Linked DNA regions of Homo sapiens: region 1 is linked to region 2. Evidence: chromatin contacts called from ENCODE Hi-C data. All regions are on one chromosome and are shown on one strand. The core of a region is the stretch at or near the end of the contact, and the rest is flanking DNA. Distances in the headings are between cores, read along the strand shown. Region 1 overlaps EXOC2 (exocyst complex component 2). Region 2 overlaps LOC105374870 (a long non-coding RNA gene).

What was found. A loop is a pair of places that touch in the nucleus more often than their neighbours do. Pooled maps may share reads with other maps.
Region 1: a pooled map shows a loop between it and region 2 (4-fold over the local background). The contact joins two enhancer-like sites. A Hi-C loop is called at or near these places in 2 of 37 single-sample maps with no recorded cell type and 9 of 50 pooled maps.

The regions. Positions count from the first base shown.
Region 1 is chr6:680,589-687,032 of GRCh38, reverse strand. The region is part of intron 1 of EXOC2 (exocyst complex component 2); the gene reads left to right. Among named protein-coding and RNA genes, the nearest start is that of EXOC2, 9.3 kb to the left of the region's middle. RefSeq lists enhancers at 2,164-2,243, 3,003-3,082. Within about 2 kb of position 2,097, at least 9 of the 41 ENCODE cell types and tissues checked have a DNase peak (open chromatin) inside an H3K27ac peak, as active enhancers do.
Region 2 is chr6:234,593-240,910 of GRCh38, reverse strand. It overlaps LOC105374870 (a long non-coding RNA gene), which reads right to left. Exons shown (of 3, transcript XR_926357.3): 2 at 5,796-5,908; 3 at 3,777-4,278. Among named protein-coding and RNA genes, the nearest start is that of LINC03066, 32 kb to the right of the region's middle. RefSeq lists an enhancer at 4,788-4,877. Within about 2 kb of position 4,835, at least 10 of the 41 ENCODE cell types and tissues checked have a DNase peak (open chromatin) inside an H3K27ac peak, as active enhancers do.

The sequences.
Region 1 (6,444 bases), core at 848-3,347, 450 kb before region 2:
ATCTAATAAGAGTAGTAGGGCATTGGGTACTACTGGCAATAGATTTGTGAATAAATAATGCTGTGCTCTTGTATGAAACTCTTTTGTTTTCCTATTAAGTAGTGTATCTTCTTTGAAGTTTTTGTCTTCATTTATTTGTTGGGGGTGGATGGAGGGGGATGAATTTGCACTGGCCTGGTTCATTTTTGACATGTCATCAATGTCCAGTGGCATCGGTTGGAAGTCCAGTCACCTTTAGACCTGCAGCCTTTCCCTGTGCAACATAGTGACAGTCCTTGTCCTCTAGGAGGAGACATGGCATGCTAAGGCAGAGGGCTTTATGGTTCCTGGGGGAATAAAGCAGACCTCTAAGTAACTTTTCCAATTAAGATAGAATCCAGTGCTTGTTTTATGAGAACAGCTGAGTAATCCGGTATATATATAACAGATCTCTTTTATGGGGGCTCTGAGAGCTAAGTTGTCAGGCATTCCCTATATACTTGTCTGGCTTCCAGTATTCCTTCCTAGTCATCTCATGCACATTCTCGTCCCCTTAATCTCTCACCTCCAAACATTGTAGAGGGAGGGAAGGCCTTTATTCCCATTCCTAAAATAAATAAATAAAAATCAAGTGTCATTTATCAGTTATATGGTTTAAATTATTGGATTATTTTCCCAAAAGAATTAAAATATAAACAAATATGCTTTCATTTGAAACCATAGATAGTAGTTCATGTATTTTTTTGTTTGTAGAGGTAGAGAAGGAAAAGAAGTATAAAAAGAGGTCCAGGAGGCCGGGCGCGGCGGCTCACACCTGTAATCCCAGCACTTTGGGAGGCCGAGGAGGGCGAATCATGAGGTCAGGAGTTTGAGACCATCCTGGCCAATATGATGAAACCCCGTCTCTACTAAAAATACAAAAAAATTAGCTGGGCATGGTGGCGCATGCCTGTAATCCCAGCTACTTGGGAGGCTGAGGCAGGAGAATCGCTTGAACCAAGGAGTCGGAGGTTGCAGTGAGCCCCACTGCACTTCAGCCTAGTGACAGAGTAAAACTCCGTCTCAAAAAAAAAAAAAAGAGGTCCAGGAAAGCAGGATACATTAATACATTACTTCTTACCTGTTCAGTCCAACCTGGCGACAGAGCAAGACTCCGTCTCAAAAAAAAAAAAAAAAAAAAAAAAGAGGTCCAGGAAAGCAGGATACATTACTTCTTACCTGTTCAGTCCTCCCCTTCTGCAAATGGCCCTTCTGAGACCCAGCGAGTCTTCTGCCCTTATCAGGCCGTAACTCTATACAATTTGGCCCCTATGAGTTCTTTCAGATCTGTGCATGCTTGTATTTTTGTTAACTATGATTTGGGGATGGAGCAGGAGGAGCAAGAGGATTAATTTGGAAAACTGGATTACAGAGTTCATGACCCTGTCTCTGAGACTTGTCCCACTGTGTGCTGTTATATGGTAGAATTTGTGGCAGTGCTAATGTAACTTGCACTTGATCTCACTCAGGAAGTGTGGAGTCTGTGTTTATAGAGAACTGGGGAAGAAAATCACCATTTTCCCGAACCCTTTCCCCAATATCTCTGGGCAATCCCTTTGGGTCCAGCCCAACCCAGCCCAGCAGGGACAAGTCTGTCTTAGGTTAGGTTGGGCCTGACTCTAGAAAGATTTGGTGAATTCTCTACTTTGATTATATTTTATGGTGCCCTGAGAGTTGGCTGAGCCTAATTTTACTGTTGAAACTCACTAGGCAGCTCTGCAACAGGATTCTTCTGGGGTCCTCTGGACCCAAAGTGGTTCTGGACAGCTAAGGCTACTGAGATTCTGCTTGATTTGTTCCCTGGTGATGCCAGTGCTGCCAGGTTGAGGCATATATGGGGAAGGGTGGACGTTTGGGAGGGTTGTGTGTGTGTGTGTGTGTGTGTGTTTTCAAATGATTGTGGGGAAAATCACCTTTCTATAGTCTGATCTGTTAGCGAAATAGTGTTTTCACATCATGAGGCCTTCCGTGGCCTGTTGAGTAGAGGTTATCCTAGTCTTCAGTGAGTCAGAACTTCTGTATTTTTCTGGTTCCTGGCCTTCTCTAGCTGAGAAGAACATCTGGGAGCATGACAAGGTGAGACCGTGATCACTCATTTTGTTCAGATTTCTTGTCTGCTGTTGAAATCAGCGAAACTCTTCATTACTAAATAGTAAAAAGTACTGCTTTTATGATTCTAAAACTACTTTCAGTTGTGGTTTCATTTCTGATTTTTTTCTTTATATTATTACTGCTAACTTTTTCTGTGTATTTTTAGTCTGAAGTTCTGTGAAAAATGACAACTTACTGTCTTTTTTTCTAGTAGTAAATATTTTGGAAAATTAAAATTGTGCCACAGTTTTAATTTGAGAAATTAAATATGGGAAAATTATAGAATTAAAATTTTCTGACTTCTGTTGCAGAAAACACTTTAAATCCATCCCTGTATGCTTCATTAAAGGAAAAGAGGCAGATGGTTTAAAATTAATATAGTATATCTATAAGGAAAATGTATTTACTTAAGTGTACAGTATAAATTGTAAGAAAATGTGGCCTTTTGTCTTGATTTTAGTGAAATGCTTTTGTAATAGTAATTTTCTCTTTTGACCTGTGATGGATAGGAGGTTAATTGATGTTAAATGGATGCTTTGTTAATCCTTCATCAGCTACTAAATTGGTATGGGGGAGTACAGGTCAAGACTACACAAGGCCATGACCAGCTTGTTTTCTCAGGGAGGTTTATGGATTCCACCCCTCCCCCTTCTCTAAACCACACATCACTCTCTCCAGCTGCACATAGGGAAGACTCTCCTGTCTCCCCTCCCCCTCTTCCTGCGGTCCTGTCTCCCCCTCCCTAACCTCATCCTTCTCCCTCTCTGGGCTGCTGCAGAGTGACAGCTTGTAGATGTTGCGTGCGAGGGAGTTCAGCTGGCGCTGTGTGGTCCGAGTGTGTGGTCTCCCGCTCAGCCGAGAGGCTGCTAACAGGGTGGATGAGAGAGAGAGCAACACTGTTTACTTTAATTTATTTCGGATGCCGGAATTGTGCCCAGAGTTTCTCCTGAGCTTGATTCCATAGCTAGCAGCTTCAATCCTTCGCAGCTGCGGTGCGTTCTGAACTCTGGGCTGTCCTTTCCTGACAGGCACTTTCCATAGCATCTGCCTGCTTAATCCCTCACGGCTCAGAAATGTTAACGGCACTGTTGAGTGCTGTGATTATTTTGCTTTCACTATGTCAAGATTTATGGCCTTCGAGAAGCTTCTTTTGAGATAGAGCTAGAGAAGGAAAGCAGAATTTGTAAGATCAGTGACAAAGTTGATGTATTTTTGGAAATTGGAAAAGCTATTATACAAAATTTGGGTCAAATTAATCCAACTTTGCTCATATAAAAGAACCTGGGAGTTAGCGACATCCTGTCATGTTTAACAGTTTTAATGAAATTAACCAATTTAAGCTGACGGTTGGTTTCTTGACCTTTTCTGAAACTCTGCATTGATTTTGGCATGCCTGTTTACCATAGTTATTATATTTGTCAGCGGTGATATTGGTTTATTTCATCCTAAAGATTTGACAAGTCGAGACAAATGAAACTTTGTTTTTATGTAGTAGTATAAATTTAGGAGAATATCTTTTTATCCAATCCTTTCATTATGAATAGCTTAGTAATATTTTCTTGATTTTGTTCCTCTCTCATTCCTGAACATTATTGTTGAGATGGTCAAGTATTTTGTTATTTGAATAAACATATGTAGACTCTTGATATCACTTGGGATTTTGCATTGTTTAGCTTCTTTATTTTCATGTCTTCCTGGCAGTCTTGCTGGAATGGAGTTGGTGGTGTTGATGTTTGTCAAGGATTAGAAAGTCTAGGCCACTCACATCTTCCCGCAAGGTCAGTCTGTTTAGCTTGGAGTTGTTCTGCTGCTTTATTTGCTACTCTTCACCCTGGGTTTCAGTACCTGAGCTCTGTTTCCATCACTGCGAGGGTAAAGCTTTCTCCTACCCTCCTGGTACCTTTTCACTCCTCGCCCTGGTGTACCTTTGCCTCAACTGATCTGGAATCAGACTTCAGGAATTTAGTCATGTTGGGCACTTTTTAAAAAATGATACCATCCTGTATTTCTTTTTGTGTTCAGTTTTTTGGGGTTCTGTGTTTATGGTGCTAATGATGTTAAACTAATGCTCAGAGGAATTCTGAAGCACAGTTATTCACAAAGTTGTACAACCATCACCATTATCTAAGTCCAGAACAGTTTCATCACACCCGGAGAAAACCCTGAATCCATTATCAATCCTTTCCCACTTTCTGCATCCATGGATTTACTTATTCTGAACTTTCATATAAGTGGAATCATATATGTGGCCTTTTATGTCAATTATGACATAATATATGCATAATATTGTTAGTCATTACTGTATGACTTTTACCTAGGAAGTGAAAATTCTTTGGAGAGAGAGAGAGAGGAAAAAATACTGATAAATGATGGTTATAGTTAAGTAATCATGTGTGGAAATGAACTTGTATTTTAGAAACTCGGGGCCGGGCGCGGTGGCTCACACCTGTAATCCCAGCACTTTGAGAGGCCAAGGCGGGCAGATCACGAGGTCAGGAGATCTAGACCATCCTGGCTAACACAGAGAAACCCTGTCTCTACTAAAAATACAAAAAAATTAGCCGGGCGTGGTAGTGGTTGCCTGTAGTCCCAGCTATTCGGGAGGCTGAGGCAGGAGAATGGCATGAACCCGGAAGGCAGAGCTTGCAGTGACCCCAGATCCTGCCACTGCACTCCAGCATGGGTGACAGAGCGAGACTCCGTCTCAAAAAAAAAAAAAAAAAAGAAACTGGGAAATATTTAATAGGAACTGCGGAATGGTCAAGGCTTGTGTTGGATAGAAGTGCCCTATGTGTGACTGGCTGTTAGTCACCAGCACTTTTCTGCAGTGCTGTGTCATGCAGGTTCCTGTTCCCAGCCCTTCTGGAGTTTCACCAATGCCGGTGCTAATTGGTTGTTTAAAATTCGATGTAGAACTCTAAATGAATAAATCCTGACTGAACAGATTCCCTCCATTTCTACCTTAGCTTTTACTGGGCAAAATCCTCCAGGAGTTAGCAGTGAGCAGGAAAAGGACCAGGGTTTTGCTCTCTGGTAACTAAAGGGGGAATTATCCTCCAGAGCAGTTGATTCTCTTGCAAGGGCAGAGAAGCAAAGTATCTGTAGAACCACAGTACCTTGACAGCACTTTAAAAACCCTATTTCCAAGTGCATTTCTGTGAAAACAAGGTTATCTTTAAGAAAAAGATTACTACCTTTATTTGCACTTTTCATTAGAACTGAAAAGTTAGAATTGTTTTATATATTCTCAGTACTATCCCATTCTCTTTTATGGCTGGATTTTTTAAATGGAAAAATCAAGCTTAAATGAGTTTTGGCCTAGTTTTTATAGGACTAAAGGATAGTTGAAAAACAAGTTTCTCTGGTAACTTTCATTATAAATATCTTAGTAATATTTTAAAATTTATTAGGGGCAAAACTCATTTTGGTTTAAACATTTAAAATACTTCTTTGGTGGGGGGAGAAAGGAGACACAGCATTAAAGATCTGCACCTACAAATTAGAATTTCTGGTTTTCGTGTAATTCTGTGTGGAAGCAGTAATAGAATATCAAACTTTTCACCTCTTGGACCTTTCAGTTAAAGGTCAGATTTGAACTGGACCTCTTGTCACCCAGAGGTGACCGATAGAAAAGGAGTTGTTCTGCTTAGATGTTTGGTTAATTTGGATTTATCTGATTGTTTTCCTTAGCATGAATTGTATTGAAGATCAGGAGGAGCTGTCACAGGTTGATTGTGACCTTTTAGGATGTAATTAGGGCACTCAGGTTTTATAGTGGTTTTGGCAGTTGCTCTTGTGACCAGATTTATTGGTTTAAAAGACAGTGCATGGCACACAGTACAGAATCAAGGAATGGCATCTGTCCTGTGAAACAAATCTAGCTGACACCCCTCTCAGAAGCCGCATCTTATAGCTTCTTATGGCAGGAATTTCACACAGCCTTTTGAGGTCTCTGCTGCTGTTGTTGAGGAGATGAAAGAAGAGCCCGTGCATCCCCAGATCTGGTCAGCCCGGCCACCGTTTCACTGAGTGTCTGGCACTGGACTAGACACTAGAGTGAAGAAAGAATATGATGACAAGCCCAGGCAAGCCCACTGAAGATTGCTGGCAGAGAGCTTGGCACAGTAACTTTTTTTCATCCCTTTTTCTTTAATGTAAAGGATACTATCATTTGTTATAATCACTTTCTTAAGATAGTTAATTTACAGGAGAAATGAGCACCACCCCCAGCCCAAAAAAATGCATATAACTCAGAGCTGCCAAGAGGAAGCCTCATGTGGTCAGCGTTCTTAAGGAGACCCTCTGCTGCCTGGATCTCCAGCCAGCAGCTGCCCT
Region 2 (6,318 bases), core at 3,586-6,085:
AAAAAAAAAGCTTAATCTTTATTCCTTTTAAAATCAGAAGAAAAATATACATAATAATCATGAATATATAATAATGAATCCCATCTCAATTACATCTGTCATTTTATCAGCGCAGCAGTAAAATACTTTTAAATATTTTTTATAGAGGAAGTTGCCCACAGGAGCGATGGTACCTCGGCTGCATCTCAGAGGTTCCGCCTGCCTATTCTGGAGCGCATGCCCTGGACCTGGTACCAGCCCCAGGTTTCCAGGAGTGGGAAACTGCTCGTCTACTCTACTCAGGTCATATTGATTTTCCTTGATTCCCTGCTCTGGAAAACACAGCTCCTGGAACTTGGTCCAAGAATAGGAATAGTTGGTCTGTCTTTAATGTTACTATTTTTTAACTCCTAGTCAAGTGCCACAGGGAAACAAGAAAAATGGGGCTATGGGATTGACTAAGGGAGTTTAACAAATGGCCTTTAAAATGACAAAGTGAGCTGGGCTCTGGAATGACAACAGTGGTAAGTTGGGAAGGCATCCCGCTGAGGCTCCTTGGCTCCCCAGCACCTGCCTGCTCCCTGGCTCAGTCTGCCTCACTCTCTGCTCTGGGCAAGGGTACCAGCCGAGCACCTCAAGAGCCTAGACCACGTGGAGGCTACATAGAGGTCCCAGGGAGAGGACATTATGTCACTCTTCTGAGATGTGAGCTCAAGAGGATGTTGGAGGCCAGAAGTTCTTGACTGGAGAGGAGGAGACTTAGATTCCTGCCTTGGCTCCCACACTAACTAGTTGTTTAATCCTTCAGTCCAGGCCAATTCATTTCTCTAAGCTTCCGTTTTCTCATCATAAAATGAGAGAGTGGATCATTCCAGCTCTAAGGTTATATGATTCTCAGGAGAAAAATGTGAAAGACAGCAACAGGTTAAAAAATATTTAAATGAGTTCGACGTTTGCCCCAATTTACCAATTGCCAACCACGTCTTCTCCCAAGGATGGCCCTATCAATCAACCCAATTCCAAAAACTGTCATGAGATTTTCCATGAAACTCTGTGTAACTGGGAGAGAATAAAGCACGTGCTAAACACGAATGCAGTGAAAATGGCGTGAGGCCAGGGAGGAACTGGGAAAGTCCAGTGGAATTCCCTGAGGATATGGGCAGGTGCCCGCCAGCGTTGCTGGAAGGGCTGTTTCTGAGGATAGAGGGTTAGTGAGCTGTAGCAGTTTCCAAGGCCAGGAGAGGGAGATTTTATTCAGCAGAAATAAAAGTGCTGGGAGGTGTACAATGACTTTCTTAACTTCATGGAAAGTACCATGGGAGTTCTATGACAGAAGCCAGGCTGTGGCCCTCGTCAAGGGTGGACTCAGAAGGAGGGAAACGATCGATGGCATTGTCAACAGCGTTCATTCTGAAGGCCCTTCATTTAAATTCTGGTAGCCATCAGCTCCTGACACCCAGTGATAACAATACCCTGCACTGGCCCATTGTCTGATTTTGATCTTTCAACAATCCCGAGGCAACTCTGAGATCTTGTAATTTTTGTCCCTCTGGAAGATGAGGGCCCACGTCCCACAGTGGTCAAAGATACACCTATAACCTCGTTCTCCAGCACTAGACCAGCAAGCCGAGTGAGGCGGTTACTTCTCTTCGTAGTTCCACAGTAAGGAGCTATTTCAACTTCATCTAATGAACTGCAGTCTTAGGGATGGACAAAAACCAGCCCTAGAATGACTAACAGGGCTGTGCCTCTGGTGCGTCTTCACTGCCACTCACAGTGGTAACTGCAGCGTATGGACAAGCATCTGCCTCTGACTGAGGAGACATTTATTCATAAAATAAGAGTGTGCCTTTGTGTCTTTTCTTTTCTTTTTTTTTGAGACAGAGTCTAACTCTGTCTCCCAGTGACACGATCTCAGCTCACTGCAACCTCCGCCTCCTGGGTTCAAGCAATTCTCCTGCCTCAGCCTCCCAAGTAGCCGGGACTATAGGTGCACACCACTACGCCAGGCTAATTTTTTTGTATTTTTAGTAGAGATGGGGTTTCACCATGTTGGCCAGGCTGGTCTTGAACTCCCAATCTCAAATGATCCGCCTGCCTCGGCTTCCCCAAGTGCTGGGTATCTTTCCATTTAATAAGTTCTAATGTTTGATAACAGAGCAGTGTGGCTATAGTTAACACAATGTATTATGTATTTCAGAATAGCTACAAGAGAGGACTTGATGTGTACCCAACACGTGGAAATGATCAATATCTTGACTAGATCATCACACATTCTGTGCATGTACCCCACAAATATGTACTAATATAGCGTATCCAAAAAAATTAAAGTCAGCATATTGAAATATCATAAATAAACCAAAGTGAAACTAACTCCCCAAGTTAAATAAATGGATTCTCTTTTGTGTCTCAATTTCTTCAACATCAAACCTTTTTTCATTTTAGTGAAGTATATTCTTCCAGAAATTAATATTGATTAACGTTAATATGTTAATATAATGTATATAGTAAGAACTCCCTCTCCCCTTACTAAGAAACTTCCCAACTACAATTTTCTCTTCAAGATTCTTCATGGTGCACATATCGTTTTAACATGCCACTTCCGTGTGTGTTCAAATCCTTTGTGGGACGATTTTCTTGTCCTTTTCAATTCTCCCTTCCCAGATTTGGTCTCAGGCTTCAACAGCTCCTGTGTTCTTGGATTTCAATGTCGCCAGTGATCATTAAGATCTGTTTGGCTCATGTGCTTGTGGGCCAAGTGATCCATTTTATAGGAAGAACAATGAGGAGGAGCGAGACAGTCAGCAAGAAAGTGGATTTACTGAAACAACACATGGGGCGTGGTGGATCTTTTGTTTGTTTTGGAAGGTTTTGCTTTGTTTTTTGGTGAACTCATTTCGAATTCAGCAAGAGGTATAATCTTTAACTTTCAGCTACAAACAAAACACCTGTCTCATTACCAGCCTGGGTAGGTGTGGAACACAAATGGTTTTTCATTTCTGTGAAGTATTCTTCGAGCTTGTATAGCCAAGAAGGCTTAACACTGTGCTGTTTTCTATTGGGCTTTCTGTGGGAGAAAAAAATTTGATGAAAAGAAAAGAATAGGCCGGGCGCAGTGGCTCACCCCTGTAATCCCAGCACTTTGGGAGGCCGAGGAGGATGGATCACTTGAGGTCAAGAGTTGGGGACCAGCCTGACCAACATGGTGAAACCCCGTCTCTACTAAAAATACAAAAATTAGCTGGACGTGGTGGCAGGTGCCTGTAATCCCAGCTACTCGGGAGGCTGAAGCAGGAGAATCGCTTGAACCCGGGAGGCGGAGCTTGCAGTGAGCCAAGATCGTGCCACTACACTCCAGCCTGGGTAACAAAGCGAGACTCCGTCTCAAAAAAAAAAATTGCATTTTGCACTTAGCAATATATCATTGATTTTTTAATATGGTGAAATATCATGTACAGCAAACTTTCATGGCTGCATGTTTCCTCCATTTTATGGAAGTACCCTAATACATTCAGCCAATCCCCTATTTGGGGACTTTCAGATTGTGTTGAATTATTAACTAATATTTAAGCAATACTTAAATAAATATTCTCTACATATATTTTAGGTGCATATGCAATTTTTTGCACAGGATTATAATTCTTCCAAGCAGAAGTGATAAGTGCTCAAAAGTTTTAAGATTTGTGACACCAATCACCAAGTTACCCACCACAAGATCTGATTATCATTTACATTTCTCCCATTAGTGACTGAGAAAATCCACGGTCCCCCAGCATGTCCAACAGGGACAACAGGGGTGTGCATTTGCGTTTATTAATATTTGGGCAAAAATGCCATTTCACTTTTGTTCTGTGCCAAGATCCTGGTTTTTGCTTGATCTTTCAGAGTCCTGAAGTCATGTGAAAGCAGACAAAAGTTAAACAGGCTGCAGCCACTAAGGAGCTCTCCTCCTCCTTTAGGATCAGAGTGATGCGGGCTCAGGGCTTCTGCCTTTTCTGTTGTTAGCAGACTTTCTCTGAAGCCCCAGGGGACTCGAGGTACAGTAGTAATGGGGGGATGGCTACAGGGTAAAGAAATTACCAGGAAAGAAAAAATGGAAATAGTAATTTGGGAAGATGGGCCAAGACTGGGCATGAGGTTTCTGGGTACCCAGCATGGCTCCAGCAAGAGAGGGAGCGGGGGGTGCTGGAGACTGTGGACAGAGCAATCCGGCCTTTGAGTCAGCAAAGTCCTGGGTGGGGAGGGCTAGAGAGCCTGATGTGGCTAAAAACAAGCTTCTGCCAACAGGTGAAATGGGCACTAAAGGAGAAATAAATTTCAGTTATTGAATATCAAAAGGGTTCCAGTTATTGTCCACACAGATTTGAGGTCCGAAATACAAAACTCCTACGTGATGGTAACCGTTCTTTTTAGAACCTCCTTCTCTCCATTACTGCCCCAGATAAAACTCCCCCTAGACATGAGCTTCCAGGGCCATGGAGAGAAGGCAGTAGGGTTGGGAAGGACGCAGGTTGTGGAACATTCCATGAGGATGTTCTTTCCATATTTATTTTTACTGCTTGGCCTTCTAGACCCAAATTCTCTAATTTTATCTTGTCAGTCTCTGTGAGTAAAAAATTCCACCTCTTCTCTCTCTGCTCTCCCCAGAGAGAAGTTTCTCTCTGTGAAAGAATTAACCACCCTGCCCCCAACAGTCATCAGTGTGTGGGTGACACCTCGTCCTGGATGAATCTTTTCAAGATAAGTTTCTTTTCTGCTTCATGGTATGTGAAAAAGTGGAAAATGAGGTGGAGAGAGAGAGACAGAGAGAGCAAGAACAAAAGAGAAAGTGAAAGAGAGACGGGGAGAGAGCAAGCACAAGAACAAAAGCAAGAGTGAGAGACAGATGGGGGGAGGGAAGAGGCAGAGGGAGAGGGAGAGGAAGAGGGAGAGGGAGCAGGACAGCTAGAGGGAAGTCAGCTCATCCTAGGAAGTTTCCAAACTTTTTCCTTTCTCTCCCTCCCCTCTGTTTTCCTTTTAGTTTGTCCCTTTACCTCCCCCTCCCCTTCCCTCCTCTCCCTCTCTCTCTTCTTTCTTCTCTTTCTCTCCTTCTTCCTTCCTTCCTTCCTTCCTTCCTTTCTTTCTTTCTTTCTTTCTTTCTTTTTCTTTCTCTCTCTCTCTCTCTTTCTTTCTTCCTCTCCTTTCTCTTCTTCTTTTCTTACTTTTCATTTTGATTGGGAAAATATTTACTTCACTCATCAAAACTTTCATCCTTTTGGAAGAAATCCTGACTCACAGTTCTAGGCCTATCTGGGCTCACTGAGGAAAGGACTGGGGGCATGGGATGAAATAGAGACTTCTTATGAAGAGGATTTCTGAGGAGGGATTTGAGTACAACTCACTGAACTTGGGAAAGGATAAAGATCACCCTCAAGGCTGGGCTCGGTGGCTCTTGCCTGTAATCCCAGCACTTCGGGAGGCCAAGGTGGGCGGATCACCTGAGGTTGGGAGTTTGAGACCAGCCTGGCCAACATGGTGAAACCCCATCTCCACTAAAAATACAAAAATTAGCTGGGTGTGGTGGTATGTGCCTGTAATTCCAGCTACTTGGGAGGCTAAGGCAGGAGAATTACTTGAACCCGGGTGGCAGAGGTTGCAGTGAGCTGAGATCTCACCACTGCACTCCAGCCTAGGTGACAGAGCGAGACTCCATCTTAATTAAAATAAAAAGAGAGAGAGAGAAAAAGAAAAAGATTGCCCTAGATGATTGACAGCCCCTCAGGAGGCCTCTTTCATCTCACAAGTTTCCCTCCACCCAAGGCACTTTCCCCTCTCACCTGCTTCTATCCAGGCATCATCCAGGGAAGTGACTTCAGCTTCAGAGGAACAGGAAGGGCAGGGGAGAGGAGATGACTACGGTGCTTGGTTCCAAGCAGCAAACCCCAGGCATCTGGAAGGGAGGCTGTTGTGGAGGGGCTGTTCTTGTTTACCAGCAGAGGGAGAGGTACCACCTTCACCCCCATGCACCTTTGCTTCCCTCAGTCTCTACACATCTCTCTGTCCCTGCAACCTAGAGGCCCCATAGGCAACCCTCCAATTTGTCACAGGCTCTTTCTCCTGATCACAGTAGTTAATAAAGATTCCTGGGCCAAAAGTCAGAAAGAACAAAGGCATCTTCTCCAAAGCTGATAGTGAGACCTCAGGAGAACCAGCCCAGCAGTGACCTATTTATTGCACCTAGTAAAGCTTGTATCCTGAGCTCAGCCCTTCCCAGGACTTTCTGTTAGGGCAGCACAAGGCATGGACTCAATCCTATAGGTCAGCATCCAGATCCCCAGTCCTCTGCTGTGCGTCTTTGGA